2 separate regions of the Homo sapiens genome follow, and region 1 is linked to region 2. Evidence: chromatin loops called from intact Hi-C (ENCODE). Cell type or tissue: heart left ventricle. All regions are shown on one strand. Each heading gives the region's core, and the rest is flanking DNA. Links, peaks and the distances in the headings are about the cores only.

The links. Peaks named below come from ENCODE experiments on the same cell type or tissue, not always from the same donor. Only the 100,000 strongest peaks of a DNase experiment are listed, where the experiment ranks them.
Region 1: it touches region 2 in a loop (3.0-fold over the local background); 2 of 110 quality-filtered maps call a loop at or near these places.

What each region holds. Positions count from the first base shown.
Region 1 is chr1:994,757-1,003,068 of GRCh38, forward strand. HES4 (hes family bHLH transcription factor 4) reads right to left here and starts at 5,341. Exons shown (of 4, transcript NM_021170.4): 1 at 5,110-5,341; 2 at 4,936-5,031; 3 at 4,770-4,857; 4 at 4,208-4,676. The coding sequence starts at 5,217. The coding sequence ends at 4,303. RefSeq lists silencers at 4,307-4,616, 5,167-5,306, 5,377-5,756, 5,857-5,906, 6,984-7,333 and an enhancer at 7,384-7,523. In heart left ventricle, for the core only: CTCF peaks have their summits at 4,416, 7,251 (motif pointing left) and 7,452; DNase peaks (open chromatin) are centred at 4,405, 5,435, 6,095, 7,225 and 7 weaker places; H3K4me3 peaks cover 4,678 bases; H3K27ac peaks cover 3,277 bases.
Region 2 is chr1:901,306-909,617 of GRCh38, forward strand. LOC284600 (a long non-coding RNA gene) reads left to right here and starts at 3,810. Exons shown (of 5, transcript XR_007065342.1): 1 at 3,810-6,907. RefSeq lists a silencer at 3,455-3,564. In heart left ventricle, for the core only: a CTCF peak has its summit at 3,464 (motif pointing right); DNase peaks (open chromatin) are centred at 2,536, 2,776, 3,466, 4,146 and 2 weaker places; H3K4me3 peaks cover 1,622 bases; H3K27me3 peaks cover 1,434 bases.

The DNA of each region.
Region 1 (8,312 bases), core at 262-8,261, 93 kb after region 2:
TGGGCAACACAGCCAGACTCCATCTCAAAAAAAAAGCAACTGACAAATAGAAGAGTGAGCTGTGGGACAACTTCAACTGATATACATGTAACTGGAGTCAGTCCCAGAAGAGGAGAGCTGCCCCAGCTCCACCTGTCCCTACCCCCAGGGTCCCCCACACCCGTTGCCCTGTCCAGGTCAGAGTGAGCCCAACGGCTCAGATGCCGCTGCCTTCCTCTGCCCACCAGCTTCCTCTCTCCACGCTCCATGCTGAGCTTATAGGCTGACTGTAAGTTCATTCTCACATTGCTATAAAGAAACGCCTGACAGTGGGCTGGGTGCGGTGGCTCAAGCCTGTAATCCCAGCACTTTGGGAGGCCAAGACAGGCAGATCACTTGAGGTCAGAAGTTCGAGACCAGCCTAGCTTCAACAAGGTGAAACCCCGTCTCTACTAAAAATACAAAAATTAGCCAGGCACGATGGTGGGTGCCTGTAATCCCAGCTACTCGGGAGACTGAGGCAGAAGAATCGCTTGAACCCGGGAGGCGGAGGTTGCAGTGAGCCGAGATTGTGCCACCGCGCTCCAGCCTGGGCGACAGAGACTCTGTCTAAACAAAACAAAAGAAAACCCAATCTAACAAAGAAAACCTTACTACAAAGCTACAGTCATCAAGAAGACAGTGTGATTGATAATAGAACAAGGATAGATGTATAGATCGATGGAAAAGAATTGAGGGTTCAGAAATAGGTCCTCACATTTACAGTCAACTGATTTTTTTTTTTTTCTGAGACAGGGTCTCACTCTCAGCCCATCACCTGGGCAGAACCCTGCTGATCCTGCAGATCACTGGACCCTCAGGACACTGAGGTGTGAATGCCAGAAGGGGACAGTGGGACATCAGGGAGGCTGCCACCCCAGGGCCCTTGCCCCGGCTGCGTCCGAGGTGGGTATAACCCTGGGGCTCCAGGGGGCCGTGGGGCAGCAGCCAGGCATGGTGAGGAGACAGTCCTGGACCCAGGTGACCACAGAACCCGGCGGGGCGAGCTTCAGCCTCACCTCTCACAAGCCCCGGCTCCAGGCAGCCCCAACCCCACCCCCATCCCTAACTTGCCGGCGCCCGGAGTTCATGGGCCTGGCCTAGACTTCGGTCACCACAGGGACTGAGGTTCTCCAGATTTCAAAAGCCTGTGATCTGCGGTTGTGTTGCCCCGTTCCCCCCGCGGCAGACAAGCCCAGACACACACGGCCCAGACACCCCAGAGGCAAAGGAATTCAGCAAACATTTATTGACCCTTGGTCCTCATCAAGGAGGCAGTGAGAGATGAACTGGAAGTGACCAGGGGCTGCCAGCCACACCCCCTCCACCGAGAAGATGACTTTCACCTACTATTCAGCAGAAAACCAAAAGCCAAGATAAAAATCGCTGGGGAGGGGCAGGGATGGGGGACCGGGCCAGACCCCAGCTGCTGAGCAGCCGCCACCTGAGGTGGGGAGGGGCAGGAAATGTCTGGAGAGTAGGGAGGGCAGAAAGGACCCCCACGTGAGGGGGCACCCCACATCTGGGGCCACAGGATGCAGGGTGGGGAGGGCAGAAAGGCCCCCCCGCGGGAAGAGGCACCCCACATCTGGGGCCACAGGATGCAGGGTGGGGAGGGCAGAAAGGACCCCCCGCTGGAGGGGGCACCCCACGTCTGGGGCCACAGGATGCAGGGTGGGGAGGACAGAAAGGACCCCCCGCTGGAGGGGGCACCCCACATCTGGGGCCACAGGATGCAGGGTGGGGAGGGCAGAAAGGACCCCCCGCTGGAGGGGGCACCTCACGTCTGGGGCCACAGGATGCAGGGTGGGGAGGACAGAAAGGACCCCCCGCTGGAGGGGGCACCCCACATCTGGGGCCACAGGATGCAGGGTGGGGAGGGCAGAAAGGACCCCCCGCGGGAGGGGGCACCTCACGTCTGGGGCCACAGGATGCAGGGTGGGGAGGGCAGAAAGAACCCCCGCTGGAGGGGGCACCCCACATCTGGGGCCACAGGATGCAGGGTGGGGAGGGCAGAAAGGACCCCCCGCGGGAGGGGGCACCTCACGTCTGGGGCCACAGGATGCAGGGTGGGGAGGGCAGAAAGAACCCCCGCGTGCCTAAGCAGGTTCTGGTGGGCGTCCTGGCTGGGTGTAGGCAGAGGCTGGCTCCCGGAGGCCCGAGGGGGGCTCTGAGAAGGGGGCGGCCTGAGGGGGAGCCCAGGACAGCCCCTATGCTGCCCCCGTCCAGCCCGGCCCCTCAGGCTGTGTTTCCTGAGACCTCGCTAGTCTAACCCAAACCTCCCAGCTCTGTCATTCAAAGGGATGGATTAGGTCCCCGTGGGTCCATTTCCCTGTTTTGGGTGCTGAGGACAGAGCTTCTGGACAGACTCAGCCCTCGCCCTCTGGAGCCCCGTCCAGCTGGGCCCGGATGATGCACCACCCAGCCTGCGGCAGATGGGATGGACGACAAGTTAGGAGGAAACAAGGGGGAAAAGCCAGGGGGCAGGTGGTGTGGAGCACAAAGGAACCCAGACTGCGAAGGGACTGCCCAAGGACTGTGATTCCCCCAGAACCTGAGTGGTCCCTGGGCAGCTATGCAGGGCCCTTTCGCCACAGTGGAGAGGGCATTCAAGGCCAGAGCCTGGTGGAGAGATGCCCTGCCCTCTTGGGACCCACAGCCCGGGTGACTTTGTGGGGTGCCTCTCTTACCCTGAGCTCCTCCCCACACTCCCAGCTTCGCTGCCCCAGGCCCTCCTTCCCCTTCTGCACTGATGCCTTCTCTGAGCAACTCCCCTCCCCCGGCCACGCTGAGCTTCCAGCTGCCCCCAAGAAGACCGTCCCTTCCTGTGCTGCTGAGGAGGCCTCCCTCACGGGGTCTCAAGCTCCCAAGGGGAAGGGGGCCTCCCTCACGGGGTCTCAAGCTCCCAAGGAGAAGGGGGCCTCCCTCATGGGGTCTCAGGCTCCCAAGGGGAAGGGCTACTTTGAGGCTCTCCTGGGACCAGGACCCCCAGAGTAGGACTGCTGGGGGGACCAAGGGTGGGACCCCCAGCCCAATGCTACCCCGCCCAGGGTCACTGGCCTGGCCCTCGGAGCTCAGGGAGGGGGCAGGGCAGCCAGGGGCCAGGGGTGGCCTGGCTTGTTGGGCCTGGGAGGCTCCTACAAGCTGTGCACGGCTGTGTCCTGGAGGGCCCAGGGGGGCTCCTGATGGAGGCACAGACTGGGGCCTGGAGGGCCAGTGCTGGTGGGAGGGCTCGCTCGCCTCCCGTGGGCCCTGGTGAACTCGGCCCCAGTTGGGAAATGGCCCTGGGTGCGGCTCAGGGGGAGACCCTCTGCCTCGGCTGAGTGCCTCGAACTGCGCCGGACCCCCCCGAACGCGGGACCGGGATGGCGACCGCGGCGCTGGTTCAGGGGAACGTCCGGCGCTGCCTGGTAACTCGGTGGTCGACAACGGCACGTGCTCGGGACGATGAGGGAGGAGCCCCCAGTCCTCACCCACTGGGGAGGCGGAACCTCCCTTACCGGGGCAGGGGAGGCTGCGGGCAGGGCCGACGCCCTCGTGAGCGACGTCCTTGGCCCCGGCACTCGGTGTCCACAGCCCAGCTCGGACCCGCGCGCTCCCGCCGGGCGCCCCCCGCACAGACGCCTGGAGGAGGGGTCTGCGGTGGGCACGGGCAGCTCTGCACTTAACAGGAGAACCCAGCGGGGGTCTTCAGGGCCAAGGGCGGCCGCCCTCATCCCAGCGCCGCTCAGGACCGCAGCCTCCGCCTTCCGCGGTCCGGGGACTGGGAGTCGGGAAAGGGGCCTCCGAAAAGTAACTTGCCCGGCGATGCTGCGCGACCGCCTTCCAGCACCGGGAAGATTCTGGGCACTCAGGGACGTTGAGCTTCCCACCTGAGCCTCCGGGGGGACCCCTCACAACCGCCACCGCAGAGCGAGGCAAACCCAACGCGGGGGCAGAGGGCGGGTGCGCATGCGGGGCTGCAGGGATGCGGAGGGGAGGGCGCGGAGCGGAGGGCGCGGAGCGGAGGGGTCGCCCTCAGTCCTCGGTCCCGCCCCCAGCCCGCCCCCCCGGGCCCGCCCGACGCCCCCAGCCACCTGCAGACCGCGGCCCTGGGAGGAGGGCGGGACCCCGGCGCGGCGTGGCTGCGGGGCGCTCCCAAAGTCAACTCTTCACCAAGACAAAGAAAGAAAACTCGTGACGCAGACTCTGGAATAATAAATACGTTTTCTCTGCTACAGTCTCGGCAAAGGCCACGGCCCTAGAACGGGGCGCCGCCTCCGATGCAGTCTCAGGGCCACAGCCTCAGCGCAGCCACGGCCTCCAGGGCCCACCCGGGCCCTGCGGCCCCGCCCTGGGGGCGGCGGGCAGCGCCCGGGTCAGACCCGGCAGCAGCGGCGGCGCGAGCAGAGGGAAGGGGCCGCCGAGCGATGGCAGCAGCGGGCGGCCCGCGTAGACCTCGGGCGCTGGGGCCTCTGCGGGGGCAGCCGGGGACAGCGAGGCCGGGCGGCGGGAGGGTCCCAGCTGGCGCAGGCAGGCTGCCAGGTGGCCCAGCAGGCGGGAGCGCACGTCGGCCGGGACGCCCTCGCAGCCGGCCAGGAAGCGGTTCACCTCCGCCAGACACTCGTGGAAGCCGGCGCGGTACTTGCCCAGAACGGCGGGGTCGGCGCTGAGCGCGGCTGCGGGAGCGACACAGGAGGAGAGGTCGGTGCCGGGTCCCGGGGGTCCCGCGCCCTCCCCCCGCCTCCAAGCCGCCGCCGCCCGCGCCTCACCCGTCACCTGCACGCGACGCAGGCTCCGCAGGTGTCTCACGGTCATCTCCAGGATGTCCGCCTTCTCCAGCTTCGAGTGGCGGGAGCTCTGGGGGCGGGGATAGGCGGGAGGTCCAGGTCAGCTGCGACCCAGACTCCGGGTCTCGGGCCTTCGCCCCCGACTTACCTCTTTTCTGAGGGCGTCCAGGATGAGGGTTTTGAGCTGAGCGAGGCTCTCGTTAATACGCGCTCGGCGCCGCTTCTCCATGACCGGCTTGGAGGACTGCGGGTCGGGCACCGGCTGAGTCCCGCGTCCCTCCCGCCCCCCGGTCGCCCCCCTCACGCCCGGCCGGGACCCCACCTTGCGGTGCTCGGCCGCGCTCCGGGGCTTGTCTGGGGTCCGGCTGGCGCTGGCCGGCGCTCCTGCCATCGGCGAGGCGCTCGGTTTCCCCGGCGTGTCTGCGGCCATGGTGCGCCCCGCGCCTCCCCGTGCCGGGTGGAGCGCGCCGCCACGGACCACGGGCGGGCTGGCGGGCGAGCGGCGAGCGCGCGGCGATCCGAGCCCCTAGGGCGGATCCCGGCTCCAGGCCCGCGCGCGCCTCAGGCCGTTTCCCTATTTAAGGCCTCGCCGCCGCGGGGTGTGTGAACCCGGCTCCGCATTCTTTCCCACACTCGCCCCAGCCAATCGACGGCCGCGCTCCTCCCCCGCTCGCTGTCAGTCACGCCTCGGCTCCGGGCGCGGCCTCCGCGGGCGACAATGGCATGCGGGGCCCCCGCCCGCGCCCCCCTCCGACACCGCTGGGGACAGGGCCGGGTGATCCCGCGCTCCCCGATGCAGCCGGGGCCGAGCAACGCGCCGGGAGGGGCCGCTGGGGGCGAACGGGGCCCGGGACCCCCGGGGCTGGGCGGAGTCTCGGGGCTCACTCTCCCGCCCAGGGGGCCGGGAGCCGGGGCTGGACGGAGCTGGGGCTGTGGCCGCGCGGGAAGTCGGGAAGGAAATTCCCCCAGTGGCGCAGGGTCCGGCGGCGCCGAGGGGTGGGCGAGCCTCGGTCTCGAGCCTCTTGGCTTCCTCCGCCCGTCCCCACTCCGGTCCCGGTTTGGGCCCTGCTCGGTCTCCGAGTTTGATCCGACACCGGCTCGGCCTCCGGGGGTCCCACCCTCAGGTGTGCGGCCTGGAGCACGGAGGGCTGCAGAAAGCCTTGGGAGCGACAGAGCCGGGGGAAGGTCGGCGGCCGGGTCGGCAGGCGGGAGGGCGGAGTCAGCGGACGGCGAAGGGGCGCACGGGTGGCCCCGCAGAGCAGGGCCGGTGATGGCGCGGGCCGGGCCGGACCACGAGGAGCAGAACGTGCGCGTGACGCGAGCGGGCTGGTGACGTCACCAGGCACCCGGGGCGATGACGCAAGCCTGCTGGGATGACGTCATGTGGCCCGTGTCGCCACGTGCTTCCAGGTGACCCGCTGGCGAACTCAGCAGCAGCAAAGTGGGGCTCACAGAAAAATGAGGGGCCACTGTTAATATAACTGCAAAGGGGCAGGTTGCGTAAAACAGGGCTGTGGTTATTTTCGTGTTTGCTGTTTTTATTTCGAATGCCGCTGCGGGGCACGTTGGTCCTTTCCGCACTCGGGGTCCCCGGCGGCCTCACGCGTCCGTGCAGCGGAGGCTTCCTGAGCCCCCTGGAGAGCCTGGCCTGGGCCCGGGTGTGGAGACCCTCCCGGGCTTTCAATCCGGGCAGGAGGCAGATGGCAGACTCAGCAGTCACGTAAGAGAACCGAATTAGGTGGGTGGCCTGGGTGGACAAAAGCCTTCTTGACGCCGGGTGGTCCCAAAGGCTTCTGCGGGGTGGGGGGTCCTCAGGGGGGAAGCCTCAAGGGAGGGCGTGGCATTCCCAGGGTGCGAAGGGGGCGCAGGGACGAGGGAGGTGGGGAGGGGGAGCTGGGCCAGCGAGAACCGGGAGCTTCTGGTCGGGGAGGGAGTCGGGGAACTTTTTGGGGAGCTTTTCTGAGCCAGGGAGTCGGCTGATTGGCAGGTTCGCCCCTGCCCGGGCACCTGGACCCAGGGTTTCTGTGCGGAAGCTTCCCCTCCCCTCGGACCCCACGTCTAATCTGGCCCCAAGCAAAGTCCTGCGGCCCACGCGGGAAGGCGCCCTCTTCGCGGCGCTGACCCCGGCCCTCCGCGGTGCCCCTGAGGCGCCCCCCACACCCCGCCGCTTGCACAGGGGCGCGGGGGGCTGCGAGGCCGGAGCGGGGGTGGCGCCCTCTCCGCCGAGAGGCTGTCCGCGCCCCTCGCCGACTGGGGAAAGCCGCGGGGGCTGGGCGGGCGTCTCGGAGGTGGCCCCGCGAGCACTTAAGCCCCGGCTCTCCTGCCCCGACCTCTCTGCGCGCGCCTCGGCGCTGGAGAGGCTCGGACCGGCCCCGTAGCCCAGGAGGTGGTGTGGATGGTGTCCCCGTCCCGCGTCCCTCCCCGGCCTGAGCGCTGGGCCCGGGCGGGAAAGCCCGCGAGCGCCCCCAGTGGCCGCAGTCGCCGCCGCCTCCTGCTGGGGGTCATCCCAGGGGAGCTGCCGGCCTGAATCTCCCCAGCCCCTGGGCCCCGGCTTGGGAAGAAATTTGGGGGGGCTCTGGGCCTCCCCCAGTCCCTAGACAGGCAGGGAGTTCGGGATGGAAGGAGGAGCCTGAGGATCGTTTTTATTTATTTTTTTTTTGTAGAGATGGGGATCTCCCTATGTTGCCCAGGCTGGTCTCGAACTCCTGGCCCGAGACGATGCTCCTGCCTCGGCCTCCCAACGTGCTGGGACTACAGGCGTGAGTCTCCTCCCTGCCAAGCGTGGCTGGGACTGATCATTCCCTCACTGGTTTTTAGATGGGCTCACTTCCCCTCCTTGTACCTGTTTTCTCATCTGTAAAAGGGAGCTAACTTTTTTTTTTTTTTTTTTTTGAGGCAGCGTCTCGCTCTGTTGCCCAGGCTGGAGTGCAGTGGCACCACAACCTTTGCCTCCCGGGTTCAAGCGATTCTCCTGCCTCAGCCTCCCAAGTAGCTGGGATTACAAGCATGTACCACCACGCCCGGCTAGTGTTTTGTATTTTTAGTAGAGATGGGGTTTCACTGTGTTGGCCAGGCTGGTCTTAATAGGAGATTCTACTTTTTTTTTTTCTTTTTTGAGACGGAGTTTCACTCTTGTCGCTCAGGCTGGAGTGCAGTGGCACGATCTGGGCTCACCACAACCTCTGCTTCCTGTATTCAAGCGATTCTCCTGCCTCAGCCTCTGGAGTAGCTGGGATTACAGGCGTGTGCCGCCACACCTGGCTAATTTTTGTATTTTTAGTAGAGATGTAGTTTCTCCATGTTGGTCAGGCTGGTCTCAAACTCCCCACCTCAGGTGATCCACGCACCTCAGCCTCCCAAAGTGCTGGGATTACAGGTGTGAGCCACCGTGCCTGGCCAGGAGATTCTACTTTTAAAGCCACTGACGGCGTCCAACTCATAGTGAGCACCCACGCCCATCTGCCAGGGTTCCTGCCCCTGGGCAGCAGCTGGGGTCCTTGCTGAGCAGAGGCAGGAGGGGCCACC
Region 2 (8,312 bases), core at 313-8,312:
GGGCAGGGGCTGGTCCATGTGCATTCAGCCCACCTGGTTGGCAGCTGCCCAGGTGTCTCCTCAGGTGTCGGAACAGGAGTTTCTTCCACAGCCTTCAGTTTGCTCAGGTGGGCATGTGGCGATGGCAGACCCTTGGGCTGTGAGAAACTATGTTGCTGTTTTATCCAAGTCTTCACAGACCAAAGACGGGGCTTTGCCCAGAGGAGGCCTTGAGAAGCCAGGCTGGAGTTTGTGGAGAGAGTGTGTGTCACTCACAGGACATATGACGCATTTGCAACATGCGTTCTCAAAGTGGGAGCCACAGCAGTGTTCGTTTTACTATTGCTGGGCCTGTAAATGGAGCGTTTTATCTTTTTCGTCAGCTGGTTCATTGAACAAGTGTTTACAGAGCACCTGCTAGGCAAATCCATCGTGACAGAGACTCGGTGTGCCCCCAAGGAGCTCACAGTCTAGCGGTAAAGATGGTGCATAAACTCCCTGACACTCAGGGTGGCAACAGCCACCCCACCTGCTCCTCCCTTTCCTAATGCCCACACGGAGCAGACACTCGAGGGCTGCTTTTAGGAGTGCTGACTACATGCTTCCCTACCTCCATGTAGGCATGTGTGTACACAAGCGTGTCCTGTTTTCACCTTTTCACAAAACTATGTCAAAAGTGAAACATTTTGGAATACATTTCCAGTTATGCAAAATGTTTAAAATATGAATTTCTTCGGTTAACACAAATTAGGCATGAAATGTAGGCAACCCTGTTTACCAAGAAACATCAGGGTGCGGTGTGGGTCTGGGAGGTGCCCATGAGCACCTCATCTTGAGGCCAGTCTTCATGCTAGACCCTGGGTGGAGAGAGCGAGGCGGCTGGAGGTGGGTGTGTGACACCAGGTGACTTAGCGGCCCCAGGAGGGTGACTTCCCCTCCGGAGGTGCCATGCGACTGTACAGCTCAGGAGCACTCGGGGTCACCTACAGGAGGGGCAACTCCTGGGTGTCTCCCAACAGAGCCCAAAACCTGGAAGTGGACAGAGCACCCCCCGCTCATCTCCTGGGCCCTCGTCTCAGAGGAAGGACGGCCATTCTGGCCAACACTGACCAATGCTCCAGCCCACACTGCCCTGCACTGCCTAGAAGGAGAACCTAGGCTGGGCTCCCAGACAGGAGAGAGGGGTGCGTTTGTGGGGCTAATTAATAGTAATAATAGGCCGGGAGCGGTGGCTCATGCCTGTAATCCCAGCACTTTGGGAGGCCGAGGTGGGTGGATCACCTTAGCTCAGGAGTTCAAGACCAGCCTGGCCAACATGGTGAAACCCCGTCTAAAAATGCAAAAAAACTAGCTGGGCGTGGTGGTGCCTGTAGTCCCAGCTACTCGGGAGGCTGAGACAGAATCACATGAACCCGGGAGGCGGAGCTTGCAGTGAGCCGAGATCGCGCCATTGCACCCAGCCTGGGCAACCAGAGTGAAACTCTGTCTCAAAAAAAAAAAAAAATCGTCATAATAATAATCCCCCCTCACCTGAGTTCTGGGAGGTCAATCCAGGTTCAAGATTCCTCCTTTGAAAGGTAGACTGGATTTGGATACAGAGGGTGCCCATGCGTGAGGGGACGAGGGGGCCCGGGATGCGGGTCCGTGTGAGGGGCTGAAGAGTTGCCCCTGTGCTAGTCAGTGCCGCCGCCATAACCGAGCCCCGCCGGCTGCGCGGCGTCTTCAGCAAGCGTTTATTTGCTAATTCTGGGGGCTGGAGGTCCGCGGTCACGGTGTCCACAGACTGACTTCTCCAGAGGCCTCTCCTTGGCTTGTGGACACCGTCTTCTCCCTAAATCCTCATCTCCTCTTCTTATACATTGTATCAGGGCCCGCCCCATGACCCCATTTCACCTTAATCGCCTCGTTAAAGACCCCATCTCCAAACAACCATATTCTGAGGTCCTGGGGGTTAGGGCCTCAGCACAGGAATTTGGGGCGGGGGGACACACACTCTGACTTCGCACCACCTCCCCACCACTGCGTGGTGTGTGCTGCGGTTTAGCTTGTGTGACTGTGATCTTTTTCGTCAACTGGTTCATTGAACAAGTGTTCAACGGGCCCTCTAAGAAAGTAATTAACGTCAAATGAGGCCCTAAGGGTGGGGCCCTGATCTGATAGAATTCGTGTCCTTATAAAAGAGGCACCAGAGCACCCACTCCCTGTCTCCGACGTGTGGGGACAGAACAGGCGGCCATCTGCAAGCCAGGTAAGAGCCCTCGCCAGGAAAGGCCCAGCTCACACCTTGACCCTGGACTTCCAGCCCCTAGAACTGTGAGAAAATTAATTTCTGTTTAACCTACCCAGTCTGTGGTACAGTCATCTCTCAGTATCTGTGGGGCACTGATTCCAGGATCCCCACAGATACCAAAATCCACAGATGTTCAAGTCCCCCAGTGAGCCGTCTGCATCCATGGAGGCAGCCCCAGCCTTGGAGACCGACTGTGTTTCCTTAGGGCAGCCCTAGGCGCAGCGGTGCAAGGAGAGCCACATTTACCCCTGGCGCTGCACGGCCCTGAGGCTGGGCAAGGCTGTCCACCCCGCTGTCAGAACCCCAGCAGGGAAGGTGTCCAGAAGGCAGTCCTGGGAACCCTGCACAGAGGCCCAGCGGGCACAAGGTTGGGGCAGCTCTGTTCCCAGCAGGCCGAGCCCGGGTGGCTGGAGAGGGAGCTCTGGAAGGTCAGCCTAGGGGCCGTCGGCCCCTGCAGACCCTGTGCCCAGCCCAGCATCCCGGGGAGCTCCCTCCACATGCTCATCTCACGAGGTTCCTGCTGCACTCAGAGTGGAGGATGGGAGGCCTGGGGCGGAGGGCCGGGGCTTTGGAATGGCTGAGGGGGACAAGGATGCACAAGGGGCCAGTGCAGAGGACAGCGCGACTCCCAGGGGCCCGGGGTCCTGGTCTTCCTGGTCCTGCCGTTTTTATTAGAAGCGAGCCCTCCACCCCAGTGGGTGTAGAGCCCAGGACGCAGCAGAGGGTGGGGGGGTGGGGGGCGGCATCGGGGCAGGTGGCAACCCCTTGGACGCAGGCTCAGGACGCCAGGGTCAGGGCGTGAGTGCCGGGGCCCCCTCAAAGCCGCGGGGTCCAAAGAGGCCGCCGGCCCCGGCCCCGCCCTCTGCTCCTCCTCCCCCTCCACCGCCAGGCCCGGGTGGCCGCCGCCTCCTCCGAACGCGGCCGCCTCCTCCTCCGAACGTGGCCTCCTCCGAACGCGGCCGCCTCCTCCTCCGAACGCGGCCGCCTCCTCCTCCGAACGTGGCCTCCTCCGAACGTGGCCGCCTCCTCCTCCGAACGTGGCCTCCTCCGAACGCGGCCGCCGCCTCCTCCGAACGCGGCCTCCTCCTCCTCCGAACGCGGCCGCCTCCTCCTCCGAACGTGGCCGCCTCCGAACGTGGCCGCCGCCTCCTCCGAACGTGGCCGCTTCCGCAGCGCCCGGCGCAGGCCGCACTCCGCCACCAGGGGGCGCCACAGCTCCTCGCGCCGCCGCCTCCCGCAAACACAAAGAGCCGCGCGGCCACGACGGCCGCGTGCCCGGAGCGCCGGGGTCTTTCCTGGGCTCCAAAGTCAAGAGCTCACGTTCCGGGAGGATCTGTCCGCGGAAATTCGGTTCTGAGCGTCGCCGGACTCCGCCGCGGGGAGGCGGGTGAGGGGAGGGGGCCGGAGGGTCGGGGGTGCCGGGGGGTGCGGGAAGGCTGCGGGGGAGGCTGTTGGGGACGTTCGTGGCGGGGGAGGCTGTTGGGGACGTTCGTGGCGGGGGAGGCTGTTGGGGACGTTCGTGGCGGGGGAGGCTGTTGGGTCCCCTCCCCGCCCCACCGCGTCCCAGGGAACCCCGGCAGGGCACCCAGTGAGGGGGGCCCGGGCGTCCGCCCATTCCTCACTGCTGTCCCCGCCTGTGCCCGAAACCCCCGTTCACGTTCACCGAGAAAACAGACATAAACCCAGCCAGGCACATCCACTAGAATGGCTGTGATTTCAGAAAAGCGGACGTAAGTGCTGCCGAGGAGATGGAGGCGTTGGACCCCCTCGCGCATTGTCGGGGCGGGTGCAGCCGCGGTGCAAAAGGACCTTCCTCAGAAAGTTGAGCACGAAGTTCCCACAGGCCCGGAAGTTCCCCTCCCGGGCGCTCCCCAGAGAGCTGAAGACTGGGCGCGTGCCGGCGGCAAATGTTCACAGCAAAGGGCGGCCCAGTGCGCAGCTGGAACATCAGCCCCAGGCGGTCGCTGCGACAGGGACGAGCCTGGGAAACGTGAAAATGTCCAGAACAGGGAATCCACAGATAAAGAAAAGACATCGTGGTTGCCAGAGCTCGCGGGAGGGGGCAACAGGGACCGACTGCTTAACGTGTATGGTTCCCCTTCAGGGTGAGGACGTGTTCTGGGACGAGGTCGAGGTCAGGGTTGCAGGACAAGATGAAAGCGCTAAATGCCACTGAATTGTTTGCTTTAACGTCATTAATTTTGTTATGTGAATTTCATCTCAATAGAATAAATAGGTCAAGCTGGCTGCAGGGCCCACCCCACCGCGGCCTGGAGCAGGGTCTTCTGGGGTGTACCACCTCTGCCCTCACCCAGGCTCCACCACGACCAGCTTCGTCCACCCCCCAGGAGACCATGAAGGCCCACGTCTGAAATCCTCACTAAGCCCACCCTCCCATCTCCCTGAACTACGGGTAGGACCCCTCTGGCCCCCAGCCCTGCCCTTGACCCGGCCCACCAAGCCCCCACCCAGATCCACACCACCAGGCACTCTTGCCCTTGGCCTGCTGCCAGGCTGGCCCCGCTCCTTCTGGGCCTCCTGGAGCTTCAACCCCTGCCTCCACAGCAGACCTTGGCCTTTAGCATGTTCAGTCTCCTCAGTGGCAGCCCCGGGAGGGCCATCTTCTTGGGTCAAAGCCCTCCTCACTACCCACCCTCTTGCCAGGACTAGCTGTGTCCTGCAGCAGCCCAGCATGTGCCGTTGAGCTGGCCTTTTCTCAGGCCCAGTGCCCAAGGAGGAGCTGATTGCATAGGCTCAGAGTTTCCAGGAAGAGTGGGGACTCAGATGTCTGCCCAGGTGTCTCCACCGCGTCCGCCAGGGCCTCCAGCTTTCCTAACCAGGACCCTGGCCTCTGGCCTTGGTTGAGTATTTCACCTTCTTCCATGTTTAGTCCCTTGGGCTCTGCTACCCTCCTGCTGGAGGTGAGAGCATCCTGTGTGCAACCAGAGATGCCCTCTGGCTTTCAGACCTGCCTGCTTTTCACCCTCAGCCCTTTCTCACTCAGCAAAATTGTGGGGGTCCCTAGTCAGCAGCTCCCTGGGCAGCTCTCTGAGCAAGGTGGTCTCTGTGGTCATGAAGGAGAGCCGGCTAGGACAGTGCCGGAAACTCAGCTGCCTCTCCCCTTCAACTCAGCTGGCCCCCCGCACCTGAAGTGCACAGGAGCCGGGAAGAGAGTCTGGAGCCCACCCCGGAGGGCAGCACAGGAGGTGTCTCTGCAGCTGGTGTCCTGCCACCCCTGCAGGCAGCACACGTCCCGGGCATTCTCCTTAGCCACAGACAGAACAGCCAGTGCCAGAGTCTGCTGTCGCTTCCCCTTTAAGCACACTCATTCACCACACCCGAGGAGGCCAGAGGTGCAGGGAGCATGGGCTGTCGCTTCCCCTTTAAGCACACTCATTCACCACACCCGAGGAGGCCAGAAGTGCAGGGAGCATGGGCTGGGTGCACCTCCGCAGGAGAGAAGGCTGAGCCACCGCCGTCCCGGGAGCCCGGCTCCCAGGCCTCTCGTTTTCCCCTACCTCCCTAAGACTTTTCTGTCACTCTCTGGCCATTGAAAGGCTTCTGTTCCTTAAAGTGCTGTTACACTCTCCTTTCCCAGGATGCAGCAAGCCAAAACAGTACCACTGCACGTCAGCCTGGGTGACAGAGTGAGACCCTATCTTAAAAAAAAAAAAAATTGGCTGGACATGATGGCTCACGCCTGTAATCCCAGCACTTAGGGAAGCCAAAGTGGGCGGATCATTTGAGGTCAGGAGTTCAAGACCAGCCTGGCCAACATGGTGAAACCCCATCTCTCTACTAAAAATACAAAAATTAGCATGGTGTGGTGGTGCATGCCCATAATCCCAGCTACTGGGGAGGCTGAGGTGAAAGAATTGCTTGAACCCAAGAGGTGGAGGTTGCAGTGAGCCGAGATCACACCATTGCACTCCAGCCTGGGCAACAGAGGGAGACTGTGTCTCCTAAAAAAAAAAAAAAAAAAAAAAAAGTCTTCTTTCCATGATGAGAATGTCAGGCCCTGCAGCCTCTTGCACTGGCCAGAGGGGCTGGGGTCACTGTCTGTTTCCTTGCCCACCCTCAAGGGACAAGGAGGAGAGGTGAGGCTGTGGGCGCACCTGATTTTACCTGCTGGAGTCTGTGTTCTCTGGGATTAGGGAGCATCTGGAGCTGACTCTTCCTCCATGGGACCCTCCCTTTTTCAGGAAAACTTCCCCTCCTCGGGGATCCCGCAGGGCTAAGAAACACCCTCTTCACCTCCCTCCTGCCCGGTCCTTCTGACCAGCCGAGAGAGTACAGACCCTCCCCGATCTGGGAGGAGGGCCCATCACTGGCTCCCTGCCCCCTGCTCGCCAAGCCCCCCGGGACTTCCCAGGCTGTTCCTTCCACCTGAAGGGTCTCCCTCTGGCCAAGGCGAGGCTCACAGTTCCCCTGTCAGGATGGGGCCTTAGACACCCAGACTGACCCAGTGACAATCACCTTAATTCTCCACAGATAACTACCTACAAGTTTTCTGATTTATTCATTAGTGGATTTGTTCGTGATCAGCCCCACACCTGTTAGAATGGAAGCTGCAGGCAGCAGGAACCAGTGTGGCCAAGTCGGAGGGCAGCACAAGCCGGTCCTCCTCGTGGACAGCAGGTGTGGAGCAGGCCAGGCCCACAGGAGGGCGGGCAGGAGGGCAGGCACCGAGAGGTGCGGATGGCCTCTCAGAACAGGGGTGCAGGCTGGTGGGGGCAGCAGCTGGAAGGGGAAGGTCACAGAGCCAGAAAGATAGGGTGTCCGCCACAGCCAGTTCTTTGGAAGTTTCCCTGAAAAAGGGAAAAGAGACAAGATATGGTTCAAAGGAAAGCAGGGCCTGGGAGAGGCCTGTGTGCAGTGTGTCTGCAAAGGGAGGAGGAGGCAAAGATACTGAAGGTGAAGAGGGAAAGGAGGAAGGGACAGGGGAGGTGACAGAGGGAGGGGAGGGGGAGGAGGGGCGGGGGAGAGGAGGGAAAAGGGGGAGGCGATGGGACGGGGGAGGGAATGGGGGAACAGGTGGGAGGGGAGGAGGGGGTGGGGGAGAGGAGACAGGGGAGAGGGGAGTAGGGGGAGGGGATGAGGGGAAGGTGGGAGGGGAGAGGGGAGGGGATGGGGGAGGGAATGAGGGGACAGGTGGGAGGGGAGAGGGGACAAGTGGGAGGGGAAGGGATGGGGGAGGGATGAGGGGACAGGTGGGAGGGGAGGGAATGAGGGGCAGGGGGGAAGGGAGGGATGAGGGGCAGGGGGGAAGGGAGGGGGGTTTGGCCCTGCAGCAGGTGGGATTCTGCTCAGCCCATTTCCTGGGCCACGGGATTCATGAAGGGCACCGGGTCAGGCCCCCCGGGCGCACCGTTGCTGGTATATGCGGTGATCGGGGTCAGGCCCCCGGGCGCACCTTTGCTGGTATATGCGGGGGTCGGGGTCAGGCCCCCGGGCGCACCGTTGCTGGTATATGCGGGGGTCGGGGTCAGGCCCCCGGGCGCACCGTTGCTGGTATATGCGGTGGTCGGGGTCAGGCCCCCCGGGCGCACTGTTGCTGGTATATGCGGTGGTCGGGGTCAGGCCCCCGGGCGCACCTTTGCTGGTATATGCGGGGGTCGGGGTCAGGCCCCCGGGCGCACCGTTGCTGGTATATGCGGGGGTCGGGGTCAGGCCCCCGGGCGTTGCTGGTATATGCGGGGGTCGGGGTCAGGCCCCCGGGCGCACCGTTGCTGGTATATGCGGTGGTCGGGGTCAGGCCCCCGGGCGCACCGTTGCTGGTATATGCGGGGGTCGGGGTCAGGCCCCCGGGCGCACCGTTGCTGGTATATGCGGTGGTCGGGGTCAGGCCCCCGGGCGCATCTTTGCTGGTATATGCGGTGGTCGGGGTCAGGCCCCCCGGGCGCACTGTTGCTGGTATATGCGGTGGTCGGGGTCAGGCCCCCGGGCGCACCTTTGCTGGTATATGCGGGGGTCGGGGTCAGGCCCCCGGGCGCACCGTTGCTGGTATATGCGGGGGTCGGGGTCAGGCCCCCGGGCGTTGCTG